Regions from separate parts of the Homo sapiens genome. Here region 1 is linked to region 2. A link is an interaction called in ENCODE POLR2A ChIA-PET data of the cell type or tissue named here. Cell type or tissue: CD4-positive, alpha-beta T cell. All regions are shown on one strand. Each heading gives the region's core, and the rest is flanking DNA. Links, peaks and the distances in the headings are about the cores only.

The links. ChIA-PET counts read pairs that join two places held together with the same protein. Peaks named below come from ENCODE experiments on the same cell type or tissue, not always from the same donor. Only the 100,000 strongest peaks of a DNase experiment are listed, where the experiment ranks them.
Region 1: POLR2A ChIA-PET joins it to region 2 with 8 read pairs; 6 of 35 experiments call an interaction of 5 or more read pairs at or near these places.

Annotation. Positions count from the first base shown.
Region 1 is chr15:38,483,850-38,492,769 of GRCh38, forward strand. FAM98B (family with sequence similarity 98 member B) reads left to right here. Exons shown (of 8, transcript NM_173611.4): 8 at 406-3,861. The coding sequence ends at 810. RASGRP1 (RAS guanyl releasing protein 1) reads right to left here. Exons shown (of 17, transcript NM_005739.4): 17 at 4,254-6,839. The coding sequence ends at 6,705. Among named protein-coding and RNA genes, the nearest start is that of FAM98B, 34 kb to the left of the region's middle. In CD4-positive, alpha-beta T cell, for the core only: no CTCF peak of the experiment used is centred there; a DNase peak (open chromatin) is centred at 3,322; H3K27ac peaks cover 1,643 bases.
Region 2 is chr15:38,656,140-38,665,059 of GRCh38, forward strand. No RefSeq gene overlaps it. Among named protein-coding and RNA genes, the nearest start is that of LINC02694, 36 kb to the right of the region's middle. In CD4-positive, alpha-beta T cell, for the core only: no CTCF peak of the experiment used is centred there; a DNase peak (open chromatin) is centred at 4,792.

The DNA of each region.
Region 1 (8,920 bases), core at 221-8,220, 170 kb before region 2:
TGTACATATGTATGAGGTACATAGTGATGTTTTGATACATACAATGTATAGTGATCAGACGGGGTGATTGGCATATCCCTCTCAAACATTTATCATCTCTTTGTGTTGGAAACATTCAATATCCTCCTTGTAGCTATTTGAAACTATATATTAACTACAGTCATCATACAATGGTATAGAACACTAGAATTTATTACTTCTGTCTAGCCGTGATTTTGTATCCTTTAACAGATTTCTCCTTATCCTTCCACACTTAATATTTTTAATATTAATTTGTTCTGCCATGTCTGGTACTTTCATGTCCTTAAATATTGGCTTCTGTTTATTAGAAACAACATCACTTGAAACTTTTATGTAAACTTTTTTGAAATATTAGGAACTAAAAGAAAATGTTTCTTCACACAGGTGCTGATGGGAAGGGTGCCTGACAGGGGAGGCCGGCCGAATGAAATTGAACCACCACCTCCAGAAATGCCCCCTTGGCAAAAGAGACAAGAAGGCGGCGGTGGAAGGGGTGGTTGGGGTGGTGGTGGTGGAGGTGGTGGTAGAGGAGGTGGTGGGGGTGGGGGTGGGAGAGGTGGCTGGGGGGGTGGAGGAGGAGGTTGGGGAGGTGGTGGGGGAGGGGGAGGAGGGTGGGGGGGAGGAGGAGGAGGTGGTAGAGGAGGTTTCCAAGGCAGGGGAGATTATGGTGGAAGAGGGGGTTATGGTGGAAGAGGGGGCTATGGTGGAAGAGGCTATGGAGATCCATATGGAGGAGGTGGTGGTGGTGGTGGTGGTGGTGGTGGAGGAGGTGGATATAGAAGATACTAAAAACTATAAAAATTAGATAGCAGTGCTTGCTTCTTTATAGATACATTAGAAATAGTGTTCCAAATAACATACTTGAATATCATCTTTGAAGTAAACACCATGTTAGACTCCCTGGTGATACCACTCTTGAATTGGTTAATATGTAAGAACATTGTTTTTTATTACCAGTTGATCTCTCAAATGAAGTGATGACTTTTTCCATATTCTGTGTACCCTTGAGCATGTTGTGTCTTTTTAAAAAACAAAAAAAAGAACAAAAATTATTTTTTAAAATGTAAATATTTATTACCATCAGACTTGGAAAATGGAAAGTATTTTATTGTCATGATTGAATTTAGATTGTTACCTGTATTTTGTTCAGGTTTGAGACATATAAAAGACCCCACCTGTAATAGAAAGGAATATAGACCCTTGCCTCACCTGTATTGCTGTGGATGTGTTTTGTGGGTTTTTCATTCGATTTTACAAAATAGGGAAAGGCACTTCCAGTTGTATTTAGTAGGCAGTTGTTGTGAATCATTTTTTTCTCTTATAGGAGGAGATTCCTCTCTAGCCATGTTTCTGTTAAAGTTTCATTAATTGAAGCCCAAGTTTACTTTTTACTGTACATACTTATTTTCTAATTGGATTTGAAATCAGCATGATTTTGTTTGACAAAGCAAAGTTTAAGATTGAGGTCAGAAATACTTTAATGGAGCAAAGACACATACCAACTTTACATGACGGTGTGAGAAATAGTCCTATAAACTGGTCTCTTCATCATTTATGCTCTCACTTTAGATATCCAAATATTAAAAGGCAGGCTGACCTGTATCACACAGAATTAAGGCAGTAATTTTCTGCTTCAGTAGATCAAGGGTAGGGCTAAGGCATCCTGTGGTAATTCTGATTCACAGCTAGATTTGGGAAACACAAAGTTAGGGAATGGCTATATGTGATTTGCTAGTTGGAGCAGTCAAAGTCTTAGCTATCAAGAGTTGTGAATTTGAATCATGGCACTAGGTCAGGGGTGCTATGGATTGAAATGACCTTAGTTCTCAAGGAGTGATTTGTCCTCATTTGTCAAATGAGGAATGAGACACTTACCATCATCTCAGGTTGTTTCTTAAAGACCTAAATACAAATACAATTTGTTAAAAACTTACAGAGGGCCTATTTTGAATGCTTTAAGATGTAGGCCAAGTAATGTATTTTTCTCTTAGTGTAGAAAGTTAAGAGAAAAAGAGCTGGTACCATAAATTTTTTCAATCTTAGTGTAAAATCTGTATCTCATTGTAGGCTTCTGGTCAATACCTATACATAACAACTTAATGTGATCTAACCAACTCAACTGATAGAAAGCTGAATTGTTCCCAGTGGACAAGTGGTATTTGATGTTTAGCAGGTTTTTTTGTTGTTATTTTTTTGGTAAACTCTGTGGTAAAATCTAAAATAATGTTAAAACCCTAAAAGTAACTATTGAATATTCTGTAATCTTAGACATGTATTTTTCAAGCTAACCCTTTGAAGAAATGTGTTCAAGGTAGGAAAATATAAAATTTTTTGGTTATTTGTAAATTTATTTTTTGTGTGTTTATATTTAATGAAAAGATGTAATTTCATTTGTGATAGCTGAAAAAAAGGCTTTCCATAATTAAGAAAATACCTTTATCAGTAGCTATGAACTCTGAAAAATAATTTTTAAAAACTTTTAAGAAAAAAACTACTTGAGTAAAATATTTCAAGAGTTGTTTAAAAATCTTCTTTAAAACCTTTACATTTCTGCCTCACTTCTTTTTTGGTAGCATTAGTTGCTGATGAAGGAGATTTACAACTACTTTCAACTTTTTTACCACTAAAGGTTTATGGTAAATATGGCAGAAACAATAGTTTATCAGTTTCATTAGATTTTCCATAAGATTTCTTTGTACCTTTATAGGAGTGCTGCTTGGGTTATTCACTACAATCACTTATTTCCTATCAAAGTTTAGCACTTGCTCCTGGAATCGTGTTGGAGCTGAAACCACTCCTATGTACACATTCCTATAAACCTTAATTGAATGAAAAGCTGAATCAGGTAGACTCTTAATATTTTACTCTTTCCTGTAAGGTGGGATTTTCCTGATAATCTTTGTTCAGTAAAAATTTCTTTTGTAGAACAGTTTGCTGAGCAGTATCTGGAATAGCAGGAAGGAAATTTGGGGCCTTAATGGGAAAGGCCATAGTGTGAAAATGTTTTATAAATTGAGTGCAATACGACATGGAGTATGATGAATGGCACTCCACTGCTTCCTAAAATCCAACACTTTTTTTGATACCTCCTTTTCATTCTTTTTTGCCTGGTTCTCAATTTCATTTTTTAATTACCTCATTGTCCTTCCCCTTTTTTCTTCTCTTTTTGTCCAGCCTGGTACCTAATAGCAAATATAGACATGATCTTACTGGGAGTTTCTGCCTAAAGTAGTCATCTTTCCTCTCGACCGTATAAAGAGCATGTATTCTGTCTATAACATAATCACCACACTATTACTCATAAGCACACATCAAAAGGGAAACAAGGGTTTTCTTTGAACTTACTTTTGTTTTGCAGATCAGGGAAACCTTGCCTCATTAAACAGAAAAAGGAAAACATTTTAAATAAAAAACATCTTATTACCTGTATCTGTGACAAGAGGAGGCATGACAACCTAAAAAAAATTTGTGACCAGAAAAATGTCCTGAGCAGTGATACTATCTATACCTTGGAAGGAGCACAGGTTAGAGAAATGTGGGGATGAAAATTGGGGAAGGTGAGCAGGCAGTTTAATCTTGCCTTCAGGATCAGGCTGTCAGTGTGACTTTATTACTTTGTATGAAGTATTATGAATTGCCCAAATGATAAATACACCCCCATCTAAATGTTCCAGAATGCATTCCACAGAGGAATTTGAGTGACTGAAATTTTTCCTCTTTCTTCATTGGTGTGGTTAAACAAAAATTAGCTGGGGATTAAGGGAAAATTGTGGCTATGTCTGATCATTCTAAATAATCATGACCACAAATAAATTGCCCTGAGTAGGTCTGTAACCTGGATTGAGCTGTCGTTACCAATTTTATCCATAGCTTCAAAGGATTTCTTCTTTACATGCTAGTTTGCTTAGATGAAACTGTGGAATTAAAAGCCACAGAGAAGGGACAACCTCAAGTCTGTCTCCTTTAATGTTAAGTATTTATAGACTTAATATTTGGGGACCACTGTAAGTTATGAATAAGATGGAAAGAGATTGAATATTTCTGTAGTGTTACTTCTTCGTGTTGTAAAAAGATGTAGAAAATTTTAAACTGAATAGCTGCTTTGCCTTTCCTTCCAGGAAAACTCAATTTGATTAATAGAATAGGGCAGTGGTCTTAGCTGTGGAATATAGGAAAAATTCAGGTAAAGTGTTTACGGGGTCACGAAGCAGAAGAAACACAAGACATTTGTGTTGTAGGGATCCTAATGTCTTTTATCATATAAATATTACACAAAGAAAACTTACATTAGGTATCAAAAAACTTTACAATCTGTACATTTGTTTTTTTCTTGCATTTCTATATTATACATTTTGAGACAGAAATTCACAACGGTCAGTAAAAAGGTAAGTCAGCAAAGAAAATGAGAAGTGACCCTGCTGTTAATACAACAAGATTTGTCCTTGTTTTGGCAGATAAATACCTGGCCAAACTAAAGTCGTGTGAGATGCAGAAATTTACACTAGGCTTGATAAGCCAAAGCCTTTTTTTTTTTTTTCCAGATTTCTGTGATCCCACTAGCCCCATGTTGCTCAACACAAATACTATTAACTTGTATACTATACCTCTTTGGCCCTTGCTGGACTGTAAAAACCTGTGACTAAACTATTTCCTCTTATCCATTTCAGTGATAAATTCTGCAGTACTTGATACTGTTTAGCCATTGCTAATTTGACTAATTAAGTGGACTGTGACACCTTTTGAATCCCTATAGATTATTTATATAAAAACTAACTGGGGATCTTTACTTCGAATGGAGAGGAGGAAGAATGAAAAAAATTGTGTTCCATTACTGTTTTAAAAAATTAGAGTACACCATCTTTGGTCTATATCAATCAAAGGAAAACAAGAATAGTGAAGAATATGAATTTTTAGAGTTTGTCCTAACTCATGCTTGTCCTATTAAAAAGAAAGTAACAAAGTGTTACTATAAGTTTATATGCCAGGTAGTGGGCTTAAGCAGGCCTGCTTTGGGTATTTCTGAGTTTAAATTTGGAAAACGGTAAATACGTGTGTAAAACTATTCTTTATAATGTAATGAAACACTAACTACAAGCTAGTTCTATATCACTAAAACTCAGTGCAAGGAGGAACTCAAATGGGAACTGATCTTTCATCAAAGAGAATTCCTAAATGATCTGAATCCTCCAGGTAAGCAATACTGTATGTATACTTTGTATTCTTATGAAGACTTGGTGCTATTGGCTTTAGTTTGGAACTTTTAATTGTTAACATATTCTTGGCAATTGGACAACTTGTTTATGAATTTCAAGTCAGTCTGGTACCAGACTTTATAGGCATGGAAGCTAAGTACCCCCAAAAAGGAAAATGATCATATGATTTTTTTTTTTTTAAGAGAACTAAAAAGAGGCTGACAAATGAATTTGTGAATAGGTGCCCAGGCAACTAAATGAGCCCATTTATTATTAACCTTCATAATAGAAAACTCACAGGATTGTTACTTGTGATTTTGCCAAACAATACAATTTTACCTTGTGAGCAATTTAATCTTGTGACAAACTGAACTTTATATTTGTGACTTTGTATAAATGACTAAAACTTGTTTAATTCACTTCCACATTTTATGGAGGAAACAAAATTCCAAGCCACATGCATGCCTGATATTGTATATACATATTATATACATATGTACACACAGTCAGCTATTATTTAAGCCACTGATCCAATTAGCTTATTTCTAAATAGTATTAATAGTGAAGACAGTTAAGCACAAATTCATTTCAAAAAGAGAACTTTCAAAATAGTTTACTTCAGAAGAGAAAGATGGAACATGAAGAGTTAAACAGACTCTTCATAGACTTTTTTTTTTAAGCCATCAATTCCTAATTCTATCCACTGTAGAATATATAAGGACAAACATGTTTGCGTTATGTTTATTTTAATTAGACAGTAATATGAGATGGTAATAGCTATGTTTCCAGGTACCTAATTTGATTACTTATTTTCTGATGCCTGTAAGTTGTAAGGCTACAACTATAAGTTGACCTGCAATTGGATAACGTCATGTTTAATAGGCCTCTAAAAAGTTGTGGCTACATCAGTAGAAATTGGCTTCTAGGTAGATATGCTCATGTGTTATGACTGTAGTGAGGAAGGAGGGTACATGGACTAATTGATTAGATCTGAGGTAGTGAAGAAGGAGCCAGGTTCACAAAGTATGCTGGGATACAGAGGAAATCTACTTTTGGAATATGGGTAGTTTTCTATTATTAGCAAGCTTTGGCTGGAACAAAGTAAGTCAGTTTGCAGAAAACACAGGGTAAGAAGCAAATCCATTTTCCAGAGATTTTAGTTTTAAGGAAGAATCAGCCAGGCAGGCCACCGAGATGCCCCATTGTCAGGAAATGATAGTCATGTTTTAGATCGCATACTTTTGATGAACATCAGTGGTATGAATAGCAAAAGTTTTGCATTCTTTAGTTTTCCCCCTTTGAGTCAACTAACTGAAAGAGAAAACAGTGCTGCACATTAGGAATCTTTTAGGTAAATAAACAGTAACAGGCTTTTCCTTTTAAAGTACTGTTTTAAAGCTGGTCAGTGTAAAGTTCCTCAGGTCTGTGCATTACAGTTTAGGAAATGAGATCACTATACTCATCTACAGATTGTGCTACTTAGTTTCTGGGCTAAGAACAGTCACCCTGCTCCATTTGAGCTAAGACATGATTGCTTTTTTCAAGCTGGAGGGATTCTATTTTCTTCTGTGCATATTTCAGTTGGATCTTTAGGGCATCATTATCTGCTTTCAGAGTATTTATTTCCTAAAGGGAAAGGAGAATGAGGTATGTTAATAAAGCAGCAATGAATAGCAAATGAATTACAAATTGAGAGCTACTTTTGATTGGCATTTCCTATTCACTGTGGCTGAGAATTAACAACCATTTTCAAGATAGTTATTTTGCCCTGAATAGAAAATAGCAAGTTAAATATCAAACGAGCATTTGTAAGCAGCAGTTAGTCTTTGTTATCATATCAAAGTTTGTGAGTGGTTAGCAGGCAGAATAAACCATTTCCGAGCAATAGGTAGATAATGACAAAACTTTTGGATGTTTTCTCGCGGGAGATCTCAACTTGGCAGAAACAGTCTCTGGTCAGGTCTGAGCCATGAAAGCATGACTGAGAATTCTGTAATGCAAGGTGTTAGTTAATTTTATCTAAGTTTCCCCCCCACAAATTATTGAAAACAAATTTAACTTTTTGATGATGTTAAGAATTTCACCCCACCCCTAAGTTGAGATTTAGTGGTCTAATTTGTAGTGGTATCATTATAGAGCCAACAGTTGATTTCCAGTCTTCTGATTTTGAGTCCAGTGTTCTTATGTTATCCTATACTGATTACTCCAAGAGAATATTATATATAGACAGTGTCTGGGTAATTTGGGATACACTGGGTTGTTTCTCAATCTGAATTATCTACATAGCTGTCTCAGCTGCCATATAATAGTGAGCACTTGCTATGTGCCTGCGCTGTGTGACATAATGGACTGCCTTAACCTACACAAACACCCTGAAAATAGGTTGTATACCTCAATCTTATAAAGGCAAATGTTGCCGTATAGTATAAAACTGCAGAGTTGAGCCTTGGTATATCTAAACATAAAAGCTTTTATTTGCTTATTCTTTTGTCCCATGCTGGTTCAGTGGTACATTATACTTAAAATAATACATAATATTTATTCTTATTAATATACGTTATATATTGTAAATACTGATTTAATTTGACTAGTTATTATGGATAGGACTGTTGAATTACACATAGACTAGTCATTGTAAGGATTATACTTAATGGGAAAGTGGGACACATAATTGTTCCTCTAAAATACACACAGTGAATTCTGGACCTTAGGTCTATCTGACAAGCCTAAAAAGTAAAGAGAGGCGGTGGTCAAAATGGTGAGAGGGTTTACTGGCTCTGATGTTGCTGAGTAGGAATTCTAATCTTTCTGCGAGCCACTTCTTAAAGCATTGTTGCCAACCACATTTTTCCTTTTCATCGGCATGTAAAATGTCAAGATTTGAGGCAAACCTTTCAGAACATGGAATCCCAGCCCTGTATTTCACAAGGACCAAATAGGCTGTAGAGTTTAACAGCTGGTGTAAGAAATGTCTGGGACTGAAAACACAAATCTTTGCCTCCAAGACCAAAGTTCTTTCTATTCTACCGAGTTCATTTTTCGAGGTTTCTTTCATCATTTTTAGAAGTTGCATTTGGCAGTTTCTATCCCTAAAGAGGAAGGGGTTTGTCTAACCCACGTTTTGCCACCTTCTCATTGACTTGGTTTTTACAGCACATCTTAACAATAACTCTGAGCAAGAGAGTACCATTCATCCAGAAAATCTGTTGTTCTTTTTTCGTATGTTTCTCTTAATATTATGTTCTTTGTACCAAGCACCAAATCAAGAGTTCCACATACGTTATCTAACTTGTTTCTTCAGATGTTTCTCTAATTCAGTTTCTGGGGGTCTGACAGGGAAGGTAGAGCATTGAGGACAATGCAGGGAATCCTGAAGCCCTCGTGGACAGTTTTTCAGTCTGTAGAATGTAGAATTATATAAGGAATTCTACTAGCTGGATATTGGTTTTGTGTTTGCACTGACAGGTCTCCAAAAACACAGTGCAAACCTTGATGTTTTTGGGAAAAGCCAGAAAGGCATTCCTCCTCCTGTAATAAAGTGAATAGTAGTGTTGATATTAACGTATCCTTGCTTCCCTGTCTCTAAAATGGCTTAGTTATCTATAATTAAGAAACTACTATGCCATGGGACAGTAGTTTCTTACCATTTGTAGGTTCTTACCAATTATAGGTAACCTCTTGAGCCAGCCCTGTGAGTTGTGTACTGT
Region 2 (8,920 bases), core at 614-8,613:
AATACTGGGCATTGTAAAGAAGAGAAAGTAAACACAAAGGGATTGTGTTTAGGGTGTGAATTCACATCAAGCATTAAACAATGTAAAAATAACCAAGATTAAGTATGTTTTCAAAGACAGTGAGTGTGAAAACATTAATAAGGGGAAAGCATATTATTTAAAATGGAAAATATTACCTTATTTTTGAATCACAGAATCTTTTTTGTAGCGGGAAATCTTAACCTCATTTTATAGAATAGAAAATGAAGACAGGCTAGATGCATTGCCTGAGATTAGTGCATAGTAAGTAAATGGCCTTGTTGGCATTAAGCTCTAGACTCCTAATTCCCTGATTACTAGTTTTTCTTCCCTAATGAAACAATTTGCATGAGGGGGCTCCTCATTATTTCCTGCCTCTTTCTTCATTTCTAACCTTGTCTTCAAGTCTTGATAGATGAAGATAGATGTGAGTTTTACGAGATCAGGGACAACAAATCTCTCTCTCCCTTTAATTAACATTTCTTTTTGCAGATGAAAATAAAGGTAAGGACCTGTTACGGACTGAATTGTCTCTCCCCAAATCATATGTTGAAGCCCTAACTCCCAATGCTGCCGTATTAGAAGACAGGGCCTTTTAAAGAAGTAATTAAGGTTGGCCAGGCACAGTGGCTCACGTCTGTAATCCCAGCACTTTGTGAGGCTGAGGCGGACGGATCACCTGAGTTCAGGAGTTCGAGACCGGACTGGTCAACAGGGTAAAACCCCGTCTCTACTAAAAATACAAAAATTAGCCAGACATGACGCACGCCTGTAATCCCAGCTACTCAGGAGCCTGAGGCAGGAGAATTGCTTGAACCCAGGAAGCAGAGGTTGCAGTGAGTCAAGATCACGCCATTGCACTCCAGCCTGGGCAACAAGAGCAAAACTCCATCTAAAAAAAAAGAAAAAGTAATTAGGGTTAAATGAGGTCATAAGAATGGGGCCCTACTCCGATAGGACTGGGATCCTTATAAGAAATGGATGAGACACCAGAGAGCCTTCCCTCTCTGCTGTTCCCATGGAGGAAAGGTCATGGGAGGATACAGCAAGAAGCGGGCCATCTGCAAGCCAGGGAGACAGCCCTCACTAGAAACCAACTCTGACAGCACCTTGGTTTTGGGCTTCCCAGCTTCCAGAAATGAGAAAAAATAAAGTTCTGTTGTTTAAGCCACCTGGTCTGTGGCATTTTGTAATGGAGGCCCAAGGCGACTAATACATGACCTATGCCATTATTCTTTCATCTAGTTTTATAAAATGTCTTGCTAGGACATGATTAGCTACCTGAATTCCACAAGGCTAATATTTGTGGTTGGCACAGTATTGGGTGCTGAAGGGGACATGAAATGTAAGACACTGCCTTCAAGAATTGTAGCAATGAAGATATAGACATCACCGCAGTAAAAATCACTGTGGTCTAGAAATAATTCCTGGGCCCAGGAAAAGTGAATTCTGACCGGGAAGTTGAGAAGCTTCCATAGAGGAGGCAGCAGTGGTTGGGTAGGACCTCGTCCTTCAGCTCCCCCGTGCCACGTTATCTCTTCAACTTGATTTATTTGTATGTCTCACACACACACACACACACACGCACCATTTCTCAGTGAAACCAACATGAGCATATTTATTAAAGAAAAACTAACATTGAGCACCAACTATGTGTAAAGTACTTACATGTATTATTTCATAGAAACCTACAACACCCCAATTTTGTATTTTTAGGCCTATTTTGCAGATGAGGAAGCAGGCTGCAGGTAACTTGCCTAAGAGGCTAAACTTAGTGACTGAGCTGGGATTTGAACCCAGACCTGTTTGACTCCAAACATCAGGATATTACTCCTGTAAAATAACAGATGTTGTTGCCGAGTGTCTCACAGAAATCTTTCTTGTAGATCAGGTAATTGGTGGACTTGGCATTTCATTTTACCTGTAGATTTATTATTTTAAACTTAGATGTTCTTCTTTTTCTTTATCAGGGATCATTGTGTGTTTTCCCCACTGATGTAGTCAGGATATCTTTATCAGTGCCTGGCACATGGTAGATATTCAATAAATATTTGTTAAATAATAATAGCTTTACCTCATGAAAAACGTATAAAAAGTAGCTTTAGGGACAATAAACAGACACTTGTCCAACAGATCCCTTTACATGGTTGTAATGCAAAGGGAGAGGATGTCAGAGGATGGAGACTGGTGAAGGGGTGGTTCAGGCTGATGAAATGTTTTGAACTTGTGGAATGTGAGGAGTCAGGGAGATGTGAGGAGCTATCCAGCTGGCACCTGGAAAAGACAGCCTTGATATAAAGATATGTCTGTGGGGCTCATCTCAGAGGCGATAGCTGAGGCTAGGGACAGACAAAATTGAGGGTGAGACCAGGAGATGATGAAAGCCTAGGAGACTTCCGGTTTTTAGGAGGCAAGTATGTCCCAAAGTGAACTATTACACCTTTATTCCTCCCAGTGCCAGCCCCAGAGTAGTCATATCTGTCTCTAACGTTCTTTTCTTCGTGCCTTTGTTGACACTTTTTCTTTCACTTGGACTCACCATCTCTATGCACCTCAAATCCAAATTCTATGAAACTCTAGCACCGACTTCAACTGACTGATTGCCTTCTGAATTTCTGCTGCTTCACTATGAAGCCAATGATCTCTGCTTTTCTGATTCCTTACCTCTGTCAGAGGAGCATTTTTCAGCACATCTCCTAGTATATGTGTTTATTCATTTTCTAAAATATATACCTACAACTGCTTTAAAACACCATGTAGAAATGAGATAAATTTTATTTTTTTATTACTAACTTTTGTTTATTCATTTTTTTTTTTTTTTTTTTAGAGTAAGAGTCCCTCTGTTGCCCAGGCTGGAATGCAGTGGTGTGATCATAGCTCACTGCAGCCTCAAACTCCTGGGCTCAAGCAATCCTCCTGCTTCAGCCTCCAGAGTAGCTGGGACTACAGGCATGTACCACCACACCTGGCTAATTTATTTTTTATCTTTATTTTTTGAGAGATGGAGTCTTGCTATGTTGCCCAGGCCTGTCTTGAACTCCTGGCCTCAGGCAATCCTCCTGCCTCAGCCTCTCAAAGTGCTGGGATTATGTAGGCTTGAGCCATGGTGCCCAGCTAAAAGGAATTGTAAAAGGTGAGATAAAAAATAAAATAAACAGTCTTTTAAAATATGCTAATTGTGATGTCTTAGTATTTTTACTAGCTCAGGTCTCAAGGAAAAGTATTCACTTAAGGACATGGTTCATTGTTAATAATAGATATAAATTTATATCTCAAATATTATTTCATTTTCAATAATTTCAAAACTTTGTTGATACCCTGTCATATCTGAAAAAGTCATCCTTCTGCTTACCTCCTATTGAAGCTGATGAAGAGCTTGTACTATGAAAGGAGAAATGTCAGCCCTGCCTTTTTTTTTTTTTTTTTTTTTTTGAGACAGTATCTTACTCTGTCACCCAGGCTAGAATGCAGTGGTATGATCTTGGCTCACTGCAGCTGCAGTGAGGTGATCTCAGCTTACTGCAGCCTCAAACTCCCGGGCTCAAGCAATCCTCCCATCTTGGTCTCTCTAATAGCTGGGACCACAGGCACATGCAACCATGCCTGACTAATTTTTGTATTTTTTGTGGAGACAGGGTTTCATTGTGTTGCCCAGGCTGGTCTTGAACTGGGCTCAAGCGATCCTGTTTCCTTGACCTCCCAATGTGCTGGTATTACAGGCGTGAGCCACTGTGCCCAGCCCCTGCCATTTTCTTATTGTTAATTTGTACTTAAGTTGCTGATATTATTTTCAATCACTGGATAATTTATAAAAAAATGTTCATGTCATTTGTCCATTTTGGGGGAGCTGTATTATTTAGTTTTTACTAATTGAAAAATCTGTTTGGGGAAAAATAAACCAGTTTGTCATGATTCCTGGGAAATTAGTGCAGCCATTAACAACTTCTCCTCTGCGAAAATTCCACTCTTCTCTCAGAACACATGACTGTGTGACATGATCTAGGTGAAGATCCCAGCGTCACCCCTCCCTTTACGGTATATCGAGAACTTTGGTCCTGTGTATAGCCCAAAGCACTTGCTTACTCATTGGCTTGAATTGTTCTGTTTCGTATGTGCTTCTCTTTATTTTCCCAAATCTGTTAATAAACCTTTTGACAGTTGAGATGGCTGTGACGTTTGTCTCTGCTGATCAGTTGGTAATATATGTTAGCTCTTCCCTCCTCTATTCATGTCACCTTTTCCATGAAGTTCAAGTAAAGGGGAATCTAGGGTCCAAAGTTTATTTGAGTGGCCAGCATTCCTACGTGTGGTCAGTGTGAACAAACCACATGGGTTGAGTAGAGTCCCTACACCAACATCTATTGTTGTTTCTCTCTAAATTTTCCAATTTGCATCTCTTTTCAAGAAAGTTTACTCACCTCTAGCAGCTCTGCACAGTTCTCACTTTGTAGAATTTAATTGGAATGGTCTATTCTCATGCTGCCAGCCTCCCTTCCTCCTTCCCTGCTCCTTCCGTGGTACAGAACATCTCTCCTGCCTGAGTTGACAAAAACAAAACAAAACCCAGAACCTCGGAAATTACATTTCATTTGACATCCCCTCCCTAAGATAGCAATTCAGAAATAGCACTTTCTGTTCAGTCTGCTTGAAAGTAACATTTCTCAGCCAGAGTCTCAGCATCAGCCCCAGCTAAGAGCTGTCAGATCAGCTGTGCCCACTGTGGGCAACTCACCTGAACCTTTAGGGGTAGAGGAAAAGTCACACAGGATGACTGACAGGAGTTCAGAGTCTTCACTGTGGTGACACAAGGCCCATCTTGTCCTGGTTCTTTCTATTCATAATGATGCGTAACTGTGGATGAGTCACTTCACCCTTCCCCTCCCCTTCCCTCCCTCCCCTCCCCTCCCCTCCCTCCCTCCCTCCCTCCCTTCCTTTTTCCCTCCCTCCTTCCCTCCCTCCCTCCCTCCCTCCCTCCCTCCCTTCCTTCCTTCCTTCCTTCTTTTTTCTTTTCTTTCTTTCACAGGTCTCGCTCTGTCACCCAGACTGGAGTGATCTCGGCTCACTGCAACCTCCACCTCCTGGGTTCGGGTGATTCTTGTGCCTCAGCCTCCCGAGTAGCTGGTATTACAGGTGCATGCCTCCATGCCTGGCTAATTTTTGTATTTTTAGTAGAGACAGGGTTTCACCATGTTAGCCAGGCTGGTCTTGAACTCCTGACTTCAAGTGATCTGCCTGCCTCAGCATCCCAAAGTGTTAGGATTACAGGCATGAGCCACCACGCCCGGCTGGTTTGTGTATTTCAATGTAGATAAAAATCTTATCCACTTCATCAGCTTGTGTTGAGGATTGTTGGGAAATGGTACAGTGAACACACTTTGAAAAAGTAAAAGGTAAAATACAAATGCAGGATGTCATACTGAAGTACCTGTCTTCTGAAAATCTTTTTCATTCTTTCGCTCTATAACCCTCGCAATAGGTAGTACTTAAGTTTTTCACCAGGACGAGGTGTGATGCCTAGGGAAATTATTTCTTTTTAAACCAGTGATCAGAGGGTGATTCGATGCATAAGAATATCAGTGGTAACCCAGAGGGGCATTTTCAATAGTTTGAGGATGGAGTTCTCTTAATCTTTGTTTTCTTATTTATTCACCATCTCTTAGCTCGCTTTTTAATAGTTTATGTGTGCCCACTCATGCTGCATATTGGCAGCTCTGGTTAAGGAAATGATTCTATATCAGACCATATATATCCACATATTTATTTATTCATGTTAATTCAGCAACACTTATTAAAAACTTATATGTTAGGACTTATTTAAAGTGCTGGAAGAAAAAAAATACACACATATAAGAAATATTCCCGACTGGGTGCAGTGGCTTATGCCTGTAATCCCAGCACTCTGGGAGGCCAAGGCGGGTGAATCCCTTGAGTCCAGGAGTTAGAGACCAGCTTGGCTGGGGTAACATGGTGAAACTCAGTCTCTACAAAAAAGATATAAAAATTAGCTGGGTGTGGTGGTACATGCCTGTAGTCCCAGCTACTTGGGAGCCTGATGTGGGATGATTGCTTGAGCCTGGAGGTCGAGGTTGCAGTGAACTGAGATTGCACCACTGCACTCCAGCTTGGGTGACAGAGCGAGAAGCTGGCTCAAAAAAAAAAAAAAAAAAAAAAGAAAGAAAAAAAAAGAAAAATATTCCCTGTCCTCAAAAAGCTTATGACTTTTGTAGCCCTTTAATATTGAATACATATACCAAATTGTTTACCTCTAATTGCTGACCGCCTGTAAAAGTCAAGGTTTTGGGCTGAATATCTCAGTTCAGCTCTGAGTTGTAGGATGTATGAAGGAGTTAACTTTGTTCAGACACCATGGGAAATAAAACCTCTTGCATATAAATTGCCCAGTTCTTACTCTTCTCCTTTCATTGTGTTCACACCAGTCTAGCTGAGAACTTCCTTAAGAAATCCCCATTGCAACACAAAGATAGGAAGCAACCAGCTTGTAGACTACCTATGACAGGCAATCTCTCTCCAAGTTGGGACTCTGACATTCGAGTGTTGGGAGTGGGGTTGCTTTAGGGTCTCTGATTGGTATCTCTTACTAGGAGTTTATTTAAAACCCTTAGAGCTCTATCCTATAAAACATTGCACTTCCGTTTTCAAAGTACTTATTCTAGTCTTGAAACAACCAACCCCATGACAGGGACAGGGCAGTTCTCATGCTTATTTTACCATAGAGAAATTGAAGGCTGGATGAAGAAAATGATTACCCATTGTCTGAAACTCCTAAGTTGTTAGGTCTAAAATTTTCAGCACAGAAATTACTCTGTGATAATGTTTTGCTTCTCATCATTTGTTGTCTGCATTTCATGCTGTCACTCCATGTCATATGATGTCATGTCAATTCATTTCTTTTTCTTTGGTTTATTCACAAATATTTACAGAACACCATTTTAGGCAAGGCAGTGTTTTAATGGTGGAGAGGTGGACATGGCCTGTTCCTTGAGCTCAAGGAACTTATAATCTATGGTTTATGTTTTCACGGATGGTCCCAATTCTAACTTCCATTTAGCAAACACACTACTTTTGATGGCGCTGTTGGGGTTATTCACAGTTGTGATGGAATTCAGAGTCCAGGGGCAAATAGTAATGGTGAGTGTCCAGTGGCAGTGGGGCCAGAAATGGTGACAGCAAATGTCTAGAAGTGATGATGCCAGCAAGGCATCATACATAACACGCCTTGCTTGTGTTTTCTGAGCCTAGGGCTTTTAGCTTTCTGTCAATTCTCTAACGTACTGATGGGCTTTCCAAAAGTTTATTTTTCTTTCTCTCTCTCTCTTCTTTTTTTCTCTTTTTTTTTTTTTTTTTTTTTTTGAGATGGAGTTTCACTCTGGTTGCCCGGACTGGAGTGCAATGGCGTGATCTTGGCTCACTGCAACCTCTGCCTCCTGGATTCAAGCAATTCTCTTGCCTCAGTCTCCGGAGTAGCTGGGATTACAGGCACCTGCCACTATGCTTGGCTAATTTTTTGTGTTTTTAGTAGAGACGGAGTTTCACCATGTTGGCCAGGCTGGTCTTGAACTCCTGACTTCAGGTGACCCACCCACATCAGCCTCCCAAAGTGCTGGGATTACAGCTGTGAGCCACCACACCCGGCCTTTACTTTTCAAGTTAGACAGCATTAGTTTCCATTGAGTGTTTTTCCTGGCATATATTCTCAACAAATTATATATATGTATATATAGACAAAATATATGTCAAGAAATTAAATTCCAAAGGAAGATTCTAATACACACATTTAAAGTTCAGGTGTTCATGGTCACTCACACAGAGAATGCCACCATGAGTTACCATTTCATGCTGCTGACCTTGGTCCTCCACGCTGTCCTCCTGGCCCTCTGCCCTCATCTAATCTCAGCATTAGCCATCCTGCACTCAGTGTGGACTTAGTTTTCAGAGTCAAGGTAGGGAAAGAAATGTCACTGAAGGCAGTGACTGATAGCACATGAGCTTATGTCCCTCTTCTTGATAGCAAACACTGCCAATCTAGTTCTAAATTTTAGACTCTGGTCAAGTATGCATTATATCTGTTACCAGATAGGCCCAGCTAGAACATACCTATTTTGCAAAAGGAGTTCCAGGGCCATTGTGAGTGGGTAGAAGTTTTGGTCAGTCTCTGGGAAAAGATTTTGACAAAAGAAACTCTTGGAAAACTACATGGTGAGGCACAAATGTAATGCTTACCACAGACAATCCAGAATGCATTGTCTGTTTCTATAAATAAATAAATAAATAAAATGGGTCCCAGACTTGAAGTGACTAAATTCTGGAATTTTCTACAGACTCTCTGAAGTCATCCACTGGCATCTACAGGTCTTGAAATAGGTACAGTTGGTTTTATGTCCCACATGGGGCCTGTTCACATACTCAGAACTTTTGACTAAATTAATAGGCAAAACTGATTTTCACTAAAGTTTCTACAGAATGATCTTGTTATACTGTCGATAGCAGGAGTTCTCACTCAGGAGTGCCCTTTGGAAACATTTAGGGAGCTTTTCTAAATACTGATGCTCAGACTGAAAGATTCTTATATAATTGGTCTTGGGGGAAGGCATTACTTTTTTACAGATTCCCAGGGGATTCTAATGTGAAGCCAGGTTGGGAACCATTTATGTACAAGAACAAAAACATGAACATCAAAAAAAAAAATAGCCAATTCAGTTAACGTTTAAGGTAAGGAAGAGAAAAATGAGAGATCTTAAAGTAGGAATTTAAAACTCAGAACAACTCTTAAAAATAGTATCTTTGTAAATCATGACTCTCTTATTATAGGCATGCCAAGAGCCAGTAGCTAAAACCATTGGTTTCCTCAATTCTATAAATAAGAAAAGTCTTTGCTTTCTTG